Linked DNA regions of Mus musculus: region 1 is linked to region 2. The links are chromatin loops, found by intact Hi-C in ENCODE. Cell type or tissue: left cerebral cortex. All regions are shown on one strand. Each heading gives the region's core, and the rest is flanking DNA. Links, peaks and the distances in the headings are about the cores only.

The links. Hi-C counts contacts between places; a loop is a spot of excess contacts. Peaks named below come from ENCODE experiments on the same cell type or tissue, not always from the same donor. Only the 100,000 strongest peaks of a DNase experiment are listed, where the experiment ranks them.
Region 1: a loop joins it to region 2, with 4 times the contacts of the local background. A loop is called at or near these places in 7 of 42 quality-filtered maps.

Annotation. Positions count from the first base shown.
Region 1 is chr6:17,630,706-17,639,038 of GRCm38, forward strand. It overlaps Capza2 (capping protein (actin filament) muscle Z-line, alpha 2), which reads left to right and starts at 6,305. Exons shown (of 10, transcript NM_007604.3): 1 at 6,305-6,455. The coding sequence starts at 6,417. In left cerebral cortex, for the core only: no CTCF peak of the experiment used is centred there; DNase peaks (open chromatin) are centred at 4,581, 5,002, 6,253, 6,831 and 1 more place; H3K4me3 peaks cover 2,276 bases; H3K27ac peaks cover 1,784 bases.
Region 2 is chr6:17,692,672-17,701,004 of GRCm38, forward strand. St7 (suppression of tumorigenicity 7) reads left to right here and starts at 1,323. Exons shown (of 16, transcript NM_001289624.1): 1 at 1,323-1,691. The coding sequence starts at 1,541. In left cerebral cortex, for the core only: CTCF peaks have their summits at 1,435, 2,041 and 3,920 (motif pointing left); DNase peaks (open chromatin) are centred at 1,347, 2,145 and 3,829; H3K4me3 peaks cover 1,832 bases; H3K27ac peaks cover 1,330 bases.

The DNA.
Region 1 (8,333 bases), core at 83-8,082, 62 kb before region 2:
AGATGTCAAAGAATACCACATTTCTTAAAAGGCAGGAATATTTTTAAAGGACGGATAGGGTAAGACAATGGGAGAGAGATAAATAGGAATAAAGTGACATACATGTATGAAATACCATAGGAAAACCCATTACCTTGCATGCTGACTTAATAAATCAACCATTTCCTAAAATAAGTCAGCTCACTTAAAAGTCATTGGAACAAAATATCATGGAAATCATCACATGAACATATCTTTATATTTTGTCTGTCTGATTAAGAATAAGGTTTATACAGGAGTGAGAATCAGCCCAAAGTAAGAAGATATGAAAATACCATAAGGAAACCTATTACTTTGTAAGCTCAAAATAAAAAAGAATTACATAAGTAAAATTAATAAACATGGATATTATATATTTGCACTGTGACCCGCCTTAAGTTTACATTTCAGTCATTAGCTATGTAATGTATCAGACTAAGAAATACATTTAAACAGTTGAATTTGCAAGTTTAAATCTTCTTTTGCCCAGTATTACAGTAGTGTAAATTCTCTCTCTGAGTTGTACTCTTCTAAAACAAGATAACTGGTTTTGTTTGATTTAGAAAGTGTGTGTGTGTGTGTGTGGTGTGTGTGTGTGTGTGTGTGTGTGTGTATGTGTGTTCTGACAACTATTGGTGAAGAACTAACCCAGAAGATCCATAGAGCCAAACTCCCAGGTCTGTGCTTAGCAATCCACTAGTACAAGTTCAATCTTTCCAAACTTCACAGATACTGTGAGGTAAAGGAAGAAAGCCCTGAAGCATGGCAATCATAAAAAGTGTCCTGAGGTTATCTGCTGAGAGTGTTCAGAGTGTCCTTCATAGCTGTTGTCATCAAAAGCAACTCACAACAGGAAAGATTATGAGACTTGATATTCCTCCCTCTAGCCCACAACAATATGTGTGAATAACTCAGTACCCACCCACATGGAACAAAGCGTGTTACAAACAACAGATGAAGTGACCGGAGCACATGACCCTGCATTTTAGGAAAGTATCAGATCTACAGTGGGAGCCACCCCATGAGTGAGCAGCTGCCTTGGTGATTAAGGTCACTCGTAAAGAGAACGCCAGCCATGGAAACATTTTTCAGTTCACTTGAGTCACTGTGGTACTCCCAAAGAAGCAAGAGGAAGGAATTTTGGCAGATGCTACTGCAATTCCTTGGACTGGTTCTCTTGATGATGGGCGTGGCTTTGTGGAGAGACAAAGGACAATTTTGTGGTTTTTTGCTATGTTGAGACTAATGAGTCCAAGCAAAAGTTTTTAAAGTTTCCTATCCCAGGCTGGAGAGACAGCTCAGAGGGTTAAGTGGTTGCTGTACAAATGTGAAGATCTGAATTTGAATTCCCAAATCATGTTAAAACAAAAAAACCCAACCAACTAAACAAACAAGTAAAAACTGGGCATGGCATCATGACTAAAATCCTAGTGCTAGAGACAGTAGATCTGCGCAGTTTCTTGGTCAGCTCCAGGTTCAGTGAGAGTTCCCAACTAAACTAAGGCAGAGAAGCAACTGGAGACATTCCTTCAGCCCTTGGCTTCCATATGACTTACCCAGCAGAGCACGTTCATATACATTCCACTTCTCTCCATGCCCCCAGCACAGACACCCAAGAAAAAATTATTGTCATTAATGATGCTTTACCAATACACCCTTAAAGAAATCTGACCTATCTTTTCATTTGGAATCCATGTTCATGTGTATCATGTTGCTTCATCTCTCCAGGTTAAAACAAAAAATACAGCAAGATTTCACTCATGCTTCAAAAGTTACATTGCCACGAGGTAAAGGTAGGTGGTTTTAATGTTGTTTTGGTTTTATCTTGTTTGTTTGATGTTTTATCAGTGATTGGTGTAATGTTCTCTACCCATGGTATTTATAAAACTGTATCAAAATGATAATAATGCATTGTATAAATATGTTTAAAAGACTCCATTAATATAGATATCAGAGAAACAAACAGAATGGAAAGAAATAAGAATACGTAGGAGTGATAAGCATGCAACTCAGGTTAGTGGTGTTTTCTGGAATGAAAAGAGGGAAAGGGATACAAAAAGAGAGAACTATGGTTTTTTGTTTGTTTGTTTGTTTGTTTTTTGTATGCCTGAAATATTGTGTATCAGTAATTCAAGTAATAAGTGATAATATAAATTTTAATTCTTTCTTGATTTGCCCTAAAGGATCCCTCCCATTAGGGCTTCCCCTCTGTGCTTCATTTGGAACACAAAACATCACTGAAGACTTAAATTTACAGTGGTAGGGGAAATATAGAGTAAAAAAAAAAATCAATTACAGAGTTAGCTAAGTGGCAGCTGAGTAACTTGGGACTCTCTAGGAAAATTGTTTGCTGTCTTGTTCTGGAAGTCACCATTTGTCTACTAGCACAATTTTAAAATTCCCATTCAGGTATGTGAAATGGATCACTGGATATGCCTCCCAACAAAACTTCTCTTCAAGGGCTTTTATGTGCCACACACTAGATATGCCAAAAGCTAATGAAGACATAGGCCATGACCTAGAGGAGCAGAATGGTACTAGGATGATAATATGTGACATCACTAAGACCTATATTAATACCTGGTCCAGATGCTAAGCACACTGCCTGTGATCTCACTAAGTCCACAGGACAGCCTTGTAATGGGAGTATCGGTAATATCCCCAACCACAAATGAAAAGAAATGGAAACAGAGTAAATTAAATCTCTCAAGGCTGGGAGAAGCTGGAAAAAAAATCAGAACTTAGATGTTAATAAGTTATTATTATTAATACCAGGTATTAATTATAGATCTTAATGATGTCACTTATTATCATCATAGTACCATTCTGCTCCTCTAGGTCATGGCCTATGTCTTTATTAGCTTTTGGCATATCTAGTGTGTGGCACATAAAAGCACTTGAAGAGAAGTTTTGTTGGAAGGCATAAAATATGAATGTCTTTGAATGAGGTTATATATGACAAAATATCAAAAGAAATCTTTACACAGGAGTCTAGGAGAAAAAAATATTTCAAGATTCAATGAGGGTTTCTGTTATGTAGCTATAGCCTCAGAATCCAAACACTGCTTCCCAGGAGTCATAGGAAGAGTCAGGGAGTAATGAAATTTACAAGGCTCAAGAAGTAAACCAAACTCACAGAGCTTGTTCTTGCACTCTACACATTATATAGGCAGCTAGATACAGGTGGAGAAAGACTGTCTACAGATCACACCGGCAGCTCTTAGAGTGCTACTCTCATGAGTCATTACCCATGCCGGTGTGGGTATGGCTCTCCTCTCCCCCCCTCCCCCCCCAGTGCAGCTGCCATACTCCTGTGAGTGACCTTTCAACCACACCCCTGTAAACCTCATTCAACTCACTAGTTAGCTAAGCTACACTTGGAGCAAAGGTTTTTAATCTCCAAGGAAACTGCTACACAACAATGGAACCCAGAATTTCGTGTCTATGAAATTAAGTAACCTCTGTTCACAATAAGTTTTACATTTGTTTCTTGGACGGGAGGTGCATGCCACAATGTGTGTGTGTGTGTGTGTGTGTGTGTGTGTGTGTGTGTGTGTGTGTGTTGGAAGGCGACTTAGAGAAGTTGGTTCACTCAATCTACTGGGTGGGTTCTGTGATCAAATTCAGATCATCAGGCTTCGTGGCAAACACTTTTATCTACTGAGCCATCTCACCAGTTTTCATGATAACTAAAATATACAGAGTTTGAGCATATCTACAGGAAATTGAAGAGGGGAGAAAAAGCAGGTCTGGAGAGATGGCTCAGTGGTTAAGAACACTGGCTGCTCTTCCAGAGGACCCAGGTTCAATTCGCAACACCCACATGGTCACTCAATACTGTCTGTAACCCCAGTTCCAGGGGATCTGGCACCCTCACACAGACATACGTGTAGGCAAAACACCAACACTCATTAAAAACATCTTTTACAAAAGCAATCTTAAAAAGACAAGTCTAGGGAGGTTTTGAAAAGCCATGATTAAACCACTAAAAAGTAGAAGAGAGGTGAGTTTGGAAACTAAATAGGAAAATCATGGAAAATTTCATGGGAGTTTGTGAGAGGAGTTGGGGGAAGGGAATGAATAAAGTAAAAATATATTATCTAATATGCTCAAGGAATAAATAAAAGTTATTTTTTAAAAAAAGAGAAAGGAGATAGAAATTCTCATGTTGATAGAACTGTGCAGGGAAACTTTTGCTTATCTCTTGATTATGATGCACCAGAGGCAAGGATACTGGCATGTTTCTTAGTGCAGTCTTGTAACAAGCACTTCTTATTTATACTTGCTGAAGTTTCTTCCAAATACATGTCACTTAAATTCTGCGAATCCCTTTAGCTGTATCAAGAAGGTAGTGTTTAGAGATTACTATAGGGACTATTCGACATTATACATAATTTACTGCTTTTTAAATTGCTATGGGAACCATATGCAAATATCACCAAACCCACGGCTAGAAACATACTCTGACTCAGATTATTGCAAAACATTACAAGATTTTCAATGAGGCTTCTAAAGGGTAGTGCTGCCAGTAAGTTAGCTATGCAACATTCACCAAGAACCCACTGTGTAAGACATAAAATGCTAAGTAAATAGGAGCAACCTTGGTGGGGAAACCCTGAGTCCCAGATACTGTTGAAGAAGGTGCTGTGAACTGGATTGCTGGCATGCCAGAGAAGGCACCTCCATTAAGTTTTATTCTGTGGAGAAAGGGAGAAAGTTCTGACAGTGGAAAGAATGTGGGATGTTGAACAAAATGCCTAGGATTCAGTCGTATTCGAGCTATGTAGCATTGGATAAATTCCTGAGCTTTGGTTTGGACGAACAGTAATACTTACACTTACAATGGCAGGGAGCAATAAATAAAGCAAGGATTTAGGAACTATAAAAGAGGGAACTGATATTGACTTGTAGCTCCTGAGGGGTTTGGTCAGACACTGTTCTTTGTTAACTTGCATGCTGTCTCCACGGGTTTGTCTTCAACTGGACACTTTCAGTTCCCGCACATGTCAGCTTCCTCTTCCTGCTCTCTGCAAACGAACACTTTAGTAAGTCACTTAATGATAGTGTTCTTGGACCCAGATAGCTATTTGAGCTCTTTAGGGTCCTCTTACCTGTCATTTACACACAGCTGTCAGATTGACACCGCTGAGCATGTTCGGTTCATGTCGTGACACTGTCCAAATGCCCTCAAGAGCTTCTCACTTTCTAATTATTGAAGTCTTAACTACTAACTAAACTCTTAGTCCTTGGTAAAAACAAAGTGTGGTTTTCAGACGAGTAGCACTCCTCCTTCCTGGGAGCTTGTAAGAAATATAGATTCTCTGGTTTGCTCAGGCCTGCTGAACTAGCAACTCAATTTTATCAACATTTCCAGCTGCTTCCTGTGTCAGCTTTGACTTCAACCTTCCACCCCCCCCCCTTTTCTTTAACTTGAAGCTTCAGTAGTAGAGTTGCCAGATTTAGCAAATAAAAGTAGGAGACATCCAGTAAAATTTGAAAATAATAAATAATGGTTTTAGAATGCTTTAAATCCTTCATGGGACATTTACCTTAAAAATTGGTTGTATGAAATTGAAATTTCTACTGGATGACCTGTAAGTAGTTTGGACAGCCAGTTCATGAGGGTACAGATCCAAGGCTAACTTAACTTTTTTTTCTTTTTTTTTTACTTTCCAGGAGTACAATGCCTTCCCTAACTCAATGTCTAATTAATAGAGGTGAGCTTAAGAGCATTTTCTTTGGGATTTTTGTTTGTTTGGGTTTTTAAATCTACATTTCTTATTCCTAAGAACTAGCAAAATAGTCTTCCTATCATAAAAGACCAATAAATGTTTTTCGGATGAATAAATGAATATATCAAAAGTAATCTTTCAATTATGGACTGGATTGTGTGTGCCTATTTCAATTAAAACAGTATTTTTCCTAATACTTAAAAATGTTTTAAATTGGTACAGCTTTTCACATTTTAGCTGGCAGCGTTCAGGACTTGGTGGGAACAAAGTCATGGGCTCAGAATGTACTCATCGCCAACCGGGTCCATATGGTCATCGTTGACTAGAGAAGGCACCAGACAGAGCAGGATGACAGAAGATAACCATAGCAATCCCACTTTGGAGGCGCTGCGCACGCGCACAGCGGCGCTCAGGCCGGCGCTCAGGGGGAGGGAGGCGGAGCTCCGGGGGCGCGTGCGCGGCGGCCTAGGCTGAGGAGGCGGAGCTCCCAGGCGTGTGCGCAGTGGCTCGGCTCCCGGGAGGCGGAGCTCCGGGGCGCGTGCGCGGCGGCCTGGGCGGCGGGGCCCCTCCCTTGGCGGGGGCGCGCGGCGCGGAAGACCGCTCGGAAAGGGGGAAGTCAGGTGGCCGCTGCTGCCACCAGCGCCACGGTCTGTCGCCAGAAGGAAGATGGCGGATCTGGAGGAGCAGTTGTCCGATGAGGAGAAGGTAGGTGCCGCGGCGGTGAGGAGCCGGGCGGGCGGGAGGGCGGGAGAGGTGAGTGCCGAGGCGCGAGGGCCGGAGTCTGACCCCGGGCGGGCTCCGGTGGTGGGCCGCACGCCTGCGCTTCCCGAGCGGGGTGCTGCCCGGGCTCCCCGAGGCCGGGCCCCTCCGCTCCTTGTAGGGTGTGTGCTCCGAAAATAGGAAGCGGAGCCCGGCGGCCGCGGGCGGGAGCGGGGGCGGCGGGACCCGGCCCTGGGGGTCCGGGCTCGGGAGCGGCCGACGGCGGAGCGGCGCCGCCTGGCCTGGGGCTTTCGCCGTGAGGCGGGCGGGCGGGGAAGACGGCATAGCCGACCCTCACTTTTTCCTGCAGTTTCTCCTCCCCAACGCGAAGTGCTTCCTGGTTCCCCAGGGTGTTTCCTTCCCTCCGGAGGTCGCCGTCTCCACATCCCGCCCCTTCCCCCCCACCCCCCGCCATCTATTTCTTTTATTAATATTGTCATTACCTTTTTTTTTTTTTTAATTGCTGCTCCCATGTTCCCCGGAAGGCAGTATTGTTCACAAAGACACCCCTCCCTCCCATAGTTATTTTCTGCCCAACTTGGCTGCTTCCCCCTCTTGGGGCAGATTTGGTGACATCCCATCTTCCTGATAGGACCAACTCTGAAGAGGGCGAGCGGGTGCAACTCCTTTTACTGTGTGTTAAATGCTGTGACAGCATTAGGACCAAATGCACGACTCAAGTTCTCACATTTGTGATACGAAATCTGATCATTGAACTAAGGCTCTTGCCCATTTTCTTTGGCGACTGAGGAGACCGCGTACCAAGGGGCAAGTAGTGTGAGGGGGAACGCCATACGTTTTGAGTATTTTCTGGAAAAGACCGGGACGTTTTTTTCAAACTTAGACTTAACTGACATATGAGTGTGCTGCCCTTTGGAAATGTCTGATCTTAGCTTGTTTTTAAGTTCCAAATGAAGTACACCCATGTGGGAAACAGAACTCAGTTCTAGTAGGGTGTTAGAGAAACACTAAGGATATTTTCAGTTGGGACCCTCTCCTTTTATACTGCACCAGAATTAGTGTTCTCTTTCTCTTTGGTTGTTCAGAACTCAGCCTCTTTTATGGTTTTGGAAGTGTTCTGGCTTTCTCGTTTGTGCCCTTGGATGAAATGGTGATAACTTAACAAAATGGGGACAAGCATACCTTACTTTAATTCACAGAATTAGACCCTAAGTCGCTAAAAGTTGCTGTACAGTGTTTACATTTGTAGCATTGAATAGTTTAAAGCTATTTATTGAAAATATACCAGCGCATTACAAGAAAAATAGCGTTTCAGATTCAAAGTTCTTGAAGCGATTTTTTTCATGTTTTGTGTACTTTCATATAATTATTAGGAGGAGCTCAATTGGCTTGGAAGATAGTGAGAAGAGAATTGTTAGGGTGGGAATTAATGTAGATTTGCCATGTTGTTGGAAAGGCCCGGAAATTTCAAAATAAAATGAGAAGATTCCTTGACACCCAGTGTGCTGAGTTTTACAGAGTAGTGTATGAGTTCACCTGCTGGCATAACGTTGGAAACAAATTAATGAGAATTTTAAGCTTAGATTTAGCATCTTTTTGTGACATAGGTAGGAATATTCTGTAGTAACTTCACATACAGATTTTTATAACAGTATTTTCTAATTTAAGAGATCAGTGGTTAAACTTTCTAGTGAAATTTAAATAACCAGTAAATGGAAAACAATATTTTGTCACTTTTATTTCCCAGTAGACTTGTACTGTTTTAGGAAGGTGTTCCATATAGATCAGAAATGGATTTAATTGTGATATTTTAGGACCAGTTCTTAAATCATGCTTCTCTATTTTATTTCCTTGCTTGTGATT
Region 2 (8,333 bases), core at 210-8,209:
ACCCACTGTAAGGGCCGCAGCCAACACTCCCATATATCAGGATGCAAAAGAAAAAGCATGATAAATGAAGCCTGAAAGAATTTGAGAAACCTCTTTTCGTTCAGGTAATAACGTGAAGGTGACAGGCTGAGGGGAAAGGTCTCGCAAAGCCGGCATGTCCACATTCTTGGCCTCTCCCTAACATTCTTTCTTCTGGAGGTTTTTGAGGTAGAGTGTCCTGGAATGAGGGGCTTCAAAGGAGGAGGGGGAAGGGAGAAAAGATCGAGCTTTCCATGTTTTATAGTTTAGTCTGAGGGAGATGCATTCTGATTTCTACAATGCACCTTGAAGTAGGGGAATTTTGGTTTCCGGGAACTGGCTTTGCTTTGGGGGACACACAAGGTATGAAAAAAGGACAGGAGCTCAGAGACACCTTGCTTCTGAGGCCTTTCCAATTCCCTTCCATTCAAGGCAGCCAGCACGCCAGCACAAGGTGTCCCATTTTGAGGTAATGCATTCTGAGCTTAATCATGAGCAATATAAAAATTATAATAAGGTAAGCTGTTCAGTGATGAATTTTAATGTCTTGGTTATAGTTGGGAAAGTCTGCGTTTGCTTCATTTAACATTGAATACATTAAAAGTCAAGAAACAGACTCGGAGCTAGCACCTAAAGCCTTGTGTAAAATATACTATTTTATTTAACCGTGGGAAAATGTTCATAATGTGGTTTTATTTTTATTCATTTTTCATTAGGTTCTGATGAAGTACGCCAAAGTTAAACTAGGGAATTGCTTATATGTTAAAAACAAAAACAAAACGAGTAAAGACTTGTTTGAATGGCGATCACTTGGAAAATAGGAAGAAAAAGAAATACGTATGTTGTCAGTTTCTCTGGAAAACCCTTCACCGTGCTGTTTGGGAAAAACAAAACAAATAGCAGAAGCTAGTACAAAGGGAACCAAAATTTCTCTTCAGGCCTAATGAGCAGGAGTGCATCTCTTCTAGCTCGTCTGGATTTCATTGATACCTTTAAGCCCCAGTCCTGGGAGACACAGCTTTAAGACTCCTGGAAACCTTGTTTACGTCCTGGAAATCTTGATTGCAACCGAATTCTGACTCCACTTTAAGGTAGACCTAGGAACGCTTTGGGCCTCAGTTTCCCTCCGTCTATCACCCCAGGACCTGGCAACTGTTGCAGGCTCCCCCCCCAGACATTACAAAGTGTGTGGAGCACGCCCGGCTCTCGGAAGCGCTCTACACCCGCGAGCTGTTACGTCAGTGGGTCCCTCGGCGGCGCCCGGGCTGTCCTCCTAAAATACTAGTACAAGAAGTATAAATGGCCCGGGAGAGTGCAGGGACCGGGCCCACGTGACCGCTCCACGAAGGCCACCGGCGGGGGCTCGGAGCGCAGGCCGCGCGCTTTCCCGCCGCATCCGGGCGCCGGGCGAGCTCCGGGGACGCCGGGCCCTGGCGGCGGCGGCGGCTCGAGCCGTGCCTCGGGCGGGTGAATCATCCCGGCCGACAGCGAGCGCCGCGGCGGCCCGTAGCAGCGCCGGAAGATGGCCGAGGCGGGCGCGGGCTTCCTGGAGCAGCTCAAGTCCTGCATCGTGTGGTCGTGGACCTATCTGTGGACCGTGTGGTTCTTCCTCGTGCTCTTCCTGGTCTACATCCTGAGGGTGCCCCTGAGGATCAACGACAACCTGAGCACAGGTCAGGCCCGGCCCGGCCCGGCCCGGCTCCGCTCGGCCGCCCCTCCCCCGCCCCGGGAAAGTTAGTGCAAAGTCGCGCGGCGGGGTCGCGGCCGGCGGGGACGCGCGCTCCGGGACGCGCCGCCTCAGGTGGCCGCCGCAGCCCCGCGGCCTTCGCGAGTCCCACCCCCACCCCCGCGCGCGGAGTGTCCCCTTCCGTCCCCGCGGGTCCCCGCCGAGCCCCGGGAGCTCGCGAGTCTCGCCGGCGCTCGAGCGTCCGAACCGCGCCGAGGAGGCATGTCCTGCTCCCGGCTGCGCCGCCAGGGCCCACGCATGGCTCGGGCCGAGGGCGCGCGCGAGTGGAGAGAGAGCCTTGTCCCGGAGGGTGTCGCTGTGGTGTGGACGGGGAGGGCATGTCCGTAGGTCCCTCTAGGAGCGTGGATGACGTGTCAGGTCACCCAACGGAATGTCGAGGGGACACGCGGACCGCGCGCGGGGAATCTGGAATGTCTGACGTCCCCAGCTGAAGTTGTCCTGTTCTCGGCTGAGCCCTCTCTAAAGCGCGCGGGGCTAAACAAGTGTGCATGTATGTGGTGACTGTGGTCCTGATAAACTTGCAGCAGGCCACCCCAGATGTTAAAAACCAAGGAGGGCAAACTTAGGCTAAGGACACCCCAGAGACAATTCAGAAACAAAATGCACGTTGAAGGAAGGCTTACAGCCCTTTGAGTCTGCAAATTTTATTGCACACTACGCTGGGAAGTCTTTACAGTTCTGACTTATTTACAGACATAGATACACATTCACATATATCTGTCTTCTGTTATTTTAATTTGCATTGTCTACAATACCAAGGTTGGAAATGAATTTCCCATGACCATAACTGGAAATGGAGGACCAGTGGGAAGTGGACCCTTTTAGATGCTTGCCACAATGTACTCATTTTGTTTAACATTATAAACCTCCTTTAATGTGAACCTGTTGCTGACTATGTTTGTTTCATAGTATCCTTTGGATGGTCTTTTTGGGAGGCAGACAGAATTCTGCACATAGAATCAGCTCATCCTAATGTAGAGGATGCTAAGCTGTTTGGCTCTGATTATTCCGAAGATCCCACCTTTTTTTTTTTTTTAATCTGTTAGCGTGACTGCTTGTCACATTGTAATATTGTGTTCCTTGCCTTAGGACAGACATTCTCAACCTGTGGGTCATGACCCATTTGGAGCTTGCATATCAGATATCCTTGCATGTCAGATATATACATTATGAGTAGCAAAATCACAATTACAAAGTAGCGAGAAAAAAGAAAATAGTTTTATGGTTGGTGGGTCACCTCAACGTAAATTTAGAAGGTTTAGAACAACTGCTTTAGGGTAAGGCTTTTTCCTTGTGACTTTGGTGACTAGAGAATAGATTCTAGTCTCAAAGACCCGTCCTTTAAACAAATTTGAATCTTTATTATCTATTTATAGGAAGGTACTTCCAAATTTTTTTCCTTCCAGAAAATTTGTTGTAGAATTTTTAAAATCTTGAATTTTGCATAATATAGTTATATTTATTTCAGAACACGTCTCTATTTCTCATTTCCTTAAAGTAGGTTAAATAGTCATCCAAACAGAATTATATGCAAGGCACAGAGGCCACACGCTAACACTTTAGACAGGACAGACAGGAAGGATTAAGAAGAGAGATGATTTTTTAGGAAGAGAGTTGGGATCTCCCCCAGCCCCAAGCAACACTAGACTTGGCATTTCTCACAGATAGTTTGCACAGGGACCTTTCTAATTGAGATTTTCAGCATTGGATGGGCCAGGCTGTGGCTCGTTCCTTCCTAGGCATCAGGTAGAGGCCCTTTTCTCTGTGGTGCGGGGCCTCAGTTTGTCCTGGAGAGTTTTGTGCATATTCTTGTCATAAAGGGGGATGAAAAGAGAAGCGCGTGGAGGGTTTTCATCTTTCTGCTATTTCTGTGAGAATGTAGTAGATGAGGAAGGGCTTTAGCACTGCTCTTGATATATCCAAGGATGGCGGTGAGCCACCGCAGCCGGGATTAGGTTTTTCAAAAGGCAGTGTGAGACATTGGATGGCATTTTTCTTCCCTTTTAAGAAAAAAGTGAGAAGTTCTTGTAGGAAGACGGCCAGAGACTCCTGTCAACGTATTTCCCTCCTTTTCTTGCCAAATTCTCTTTCCCATGGAAACAACTTTCTATAATGAAAGAACTTGCTGGCTGGCTTGCACAGCTCCAAGTAACTGCCCTCCAGTGGTCAAGCCAGTCTTTGCAGGGAACTCTCTAAATGGGGTCCAGTCCAACCCAACTAACTCTCTCTCTCTCTCTCTCTCTCCCTCCCTCTCCTTCCTCTCCCCTCCTCTTCTCTCCTCTCCCTTACCTACCCTTTCTTTCCCTTTTCGTTGTTTCTGAGATTGGATTTCTTGCTGCCATCTGTCCTAAAACCTACAGAGATAGATCTATCTGCCTCTGCCTCCCAAGTGCTGTGATTAAAGGTGTGCACCACTGTACCTAATTCAACTAATTTTGTTGCTCTTTAACTCTGTGGTGCTCTCTCCTCCTGTGATAAGGCAGAGATGCCATTGGGTTGAGAGCTGCTTTTTAGAGTTGCTGAGGCTGTCGCAGTCCTCCATGCCACTGAAGTAAGGCAGAGGTATGTGGTAACTAGGAGCCATGAAGTCCACAGCTCAAGCCCTGCTGTGCACTATGGGAGTGGACTCTGATTTGCATGCTGTGCACTGTGTTTTGGCTATGTGGCGTGCTCCCCTCGATACTTTTTAAAAAGTAGTTGGTTGTCTTATCTAATACTTCCCAACCGCAGATCCCCCTGCCACCACTCCTCCCTGCTTCTCCCCACCCATGCTCTCCTGGATCCACTCACCTGCTCTCTTCCAGCAGAAGAAAAACAGGTTTCCAAGAGACAGCCACCAGACGAAATACAACGAGACAAGGCAAAAGCCCCGATACCAAATCTGGACAGGGCAACCCAACAGAAGCAAAAGAGTCCCGAGAGCAGACAGAAGAGTCAAAGACACACCTACTCCCACAGTTAGGAGTCCCACAAAAACACCAAGCTAACAGACACAACATATACACAGAGGATCTGATGTAGACACGTGCAGGCCCCACACTTGCTGCTTCAGTCTCTATGAATAGCTCCCATGTGTCCTGCTTAATTGATTCAGTAGGACATGTTCTCCTGGTGTCGTCCATCCACCTCCGACTCCTACAATCTTTCAGCCCCATCTTCCATGAGCTTCCCCTATCTCATAGGGGAGGGACCTGATAGAGATCTCCAATTTCGACTCTCCCTCATAATGTCTGGTTGTGGCTGTCTCTTCATGTGTTCCTATCTGCTGCTGGAGGATGCCTCTCTGATGACGACTGGACAAGAGACCGATGTGTGAATATAGCACAATACCATTAGGAATCATTTCATTTCTTTTTATTTTATTTTATTTTATTTTATTTTATTTTTAAGTCAGTCATGTTTGGTTTTACCCTAGGTCATTGGGCTATCCAGTCTCTGGCTCCTGGCCATCCAAGCAGTGTCTGACATGGGTTTCCTCTCATGGAGTGGGCCTCAAGTTAAATAATGTTTGCCACCCTCACAAAGTCTGCACTACCATTGCCCCAGCACATCTTGAAGGCAGAACTGATTGTTGGACGACGTTTTTGTGGCTGGGTTGGTGTCCACAGTTCTCTTTCAGTAACACAAGCAGCTTGACCTCTCTATGGTAACTGAACTATGTGGATATTATCCTCAGCGATGGGGCTGCACTATTAGCTTTTGGAGAGCAACCCTCTGTCCTAGCATCATCCTGGACTGTTTGGGGATGTACATGGAACCCCATCAGCCAACAACCCCGTCCACAACTGGAGGCCTTGCCTGGCTACAAAAGCTGGCCATTTGCGATTCTATATCTCCCATTCCTGGGAGTCCTCACTAGGATCACCCCTGTGGATTCTGGGAAGATTCTGTTGTACTGGGTTTCCACACTGCCCACCAAATGCTCTCCAATTTCAGCTCTCTCCCACTCTCTTCTCCTTCATCCCATCTCCCCCCACCTGGTCCTCCCCTCTCATGTCTTCACCAGTCCCCAGTCCACTCACAAAATCTATTCTATTTCCCCTTCCCAGGGAGCTCCATGCACTCCCCCTAGGCCCTACCTCTTTACCTAACCTTCCTGGGTCTATGGATTGTAGTTTGGTTACCATTTACTTAATGGCTAATATCCACTTAAATGTGAATACATACCATTTTGTCTTTGTGGGTCTGAGTTACCTCACTTAGGATGTTGTTGTTGTTGTTGTTTTTTCTAGTTTTATCTATTTTCCTGAAGATTTCATGATGTCATTTTAATGGCCAAGTAATATTCCATTGTGGAAATATGCTACATTGTCTTTATCCATTCTTCTGTTGAGGGACATCTAGGTTGCTTCCAGTTTCTGGATATTATGAATTAAGCTAAAATGTACATAACCGAGCAAGTGTCTTTGTGGTAGGATGAAATGTCCTTTGGGTAATGCCCAAGAATGGCATAGCTGGTTATTGAGGTAGATCAATTCCCAATTTTTTCTTAAGATTTATTTATTATTATAAATAAGTACACTGTAGCTGTTTTCAGATGCACCAGCAGAGAGCATCAGATCTCATTATGGGTGGTTGTGAGCCACCATGTGGTTGCTGGGATTTGAACTCAGAACCTTTGGAAGAGCAGTCAGTGCTCTTACCCATTGAGCCATCTCATCAGCCCCCATCAATTCCCAATTTATGAAGCACCTGCCATGTTAATTTCCATAGTGGCTGTATGAGTTTGCACTTCTACCAGCAATGGAGGAGTATTCCCCTTGCTCCATACCCTCGCTAGCATGTGCTGTAACTTGTGTTTTTGATCTTAGTTATCCTGACAGATGTAAGATAGATTCTCAAACTGTTTTAGATTTTCATTTTCCTGATGATAAGGTCTTTGAACATTTCTTTCAGTGTTTATCAGCTATTAGAGATTCCTTTATTGAGAATTCTCTGTTTAGATCTGTACCCTATTTTTAATTGGATTATTTGGTTTGTTGATCTCTAGTTTCTTGAATTTTTTTATGTACTTTGGATATTCATTTGCTATCAGATGTCAAGTTAGTAAAAATATTGTTTTTTATTCTGTAAGCTGTAGCTTTGTCCAATTGATGGTATCCTTTGCCTTATGGAAGCTTTTCAGTTTAATGACATGCCATTTATTAATAGTTGATCTTAGTGCCTGGGATACCTGTGTTCTGTTCACAACGTTCTGTCTCCTGTACTGATGTGCTCAAGGCCTCCTCACTTTCTCTGCCGTCAGGCTCAGTGTGTCTAGTTTTATGTTGAGGGTTTTCATCCATTGGATGTGAGTTCTGTCAAGGGATATAAATATATGGATCTATTTGCATCTTGTACATGCAGACACCCAGTTTAATCAGCATTATTTATTGAAAATGTCTTCTTTTTTTTTCCCTCCCAGGGTATATTTCTGACTTCTTTATCAAAAATTAGGTGTCCCTAGATATGTGAACTTAGGTCTGGGTCTTTTTGTTTGAAGCAATGTGGATTTTGGAAATGTGGAAAGCAGGAATGCTTTAAGTGGGGTTTACTGGGCAGTACTAGCAGAAGCATGGAAGGTGGAGTTTCTGAGGGTGATTTAAACTGTGTAACTGTAGCTCAAGAAATTTCAGAGATTTTATCCGTTATGACCATTGCAAGAAGCATGGCAGCCTGTAGACAGGCATGGTGCTGGAGAAGGAGCTGAGAGTTCTACATCTTGATCTGAAGGCAGCAGCAAGAGAGACTGACTATTCTAAAGGAAGCCAGGAGGATGGTCTTTTCTGCACTGGGCAAAGCTTCAAAGCCCACACTCACAGTGATGTACTTCTTCCAACAAAGACACACCTACTTCAACAAGGCCACACCTCCTAGTAGTGCCAACTTACCATGGGCCAAGCATGATCAAACCACCACATAGACACTGTTTAAATTTGACTTTATCACAGAATATTATTTTCCTCATCTATGGTGATTGAAAGTTTTGTTGGGCATAGTAGTCTGGGCTGGCATCTTTGTTCTCTTAGAGTCTGAAACACATCTGTACAGAATTTTCTGAGTCTTGTTTTTTCAATATTTATTTATTTATTGTTTGTTTTTTGGGGGGTGTGGGGGGATACTGTCTTTAAGGGATTTATTCATTTCCTCCAGTTGTTTGTTTGAATTTTCCTGGATTTCTTTAAGGGATTTTCTTTTTCATTTTCTAAGAACCGCTATCATCTTGATATAGTTAGTTTTTAAGGTCTTTTACTTGTGTGTAGCTATGTTGAAATAGTCAGGGCCTGCTGTGGTAGGATAGCTGAGCTCTCGTGGAGACACAGTGCCCTGGCTGTTACTGGGTGTCCTTATGCTGCATCTAGGCATCTGGGTTTGAGGTGATTAAAGGTCTAAGTGCTGATTTCTGGGTTTTTCTTTGTTGGGTGAGTGTTTTTTTCCTTGGTTTCTGTTTCCTCTCCAGATGTTCAAAGTGTGATGGTTGTATGTTGCCTGTTTTACTGACCTTCTTAGTTGAAGACTGAGTGAGTGCCTCTGGCTTTAGAGGCTGGAATACAATGAAGAGTTGGGGGAGGAAGTTAAGGAAGGGATG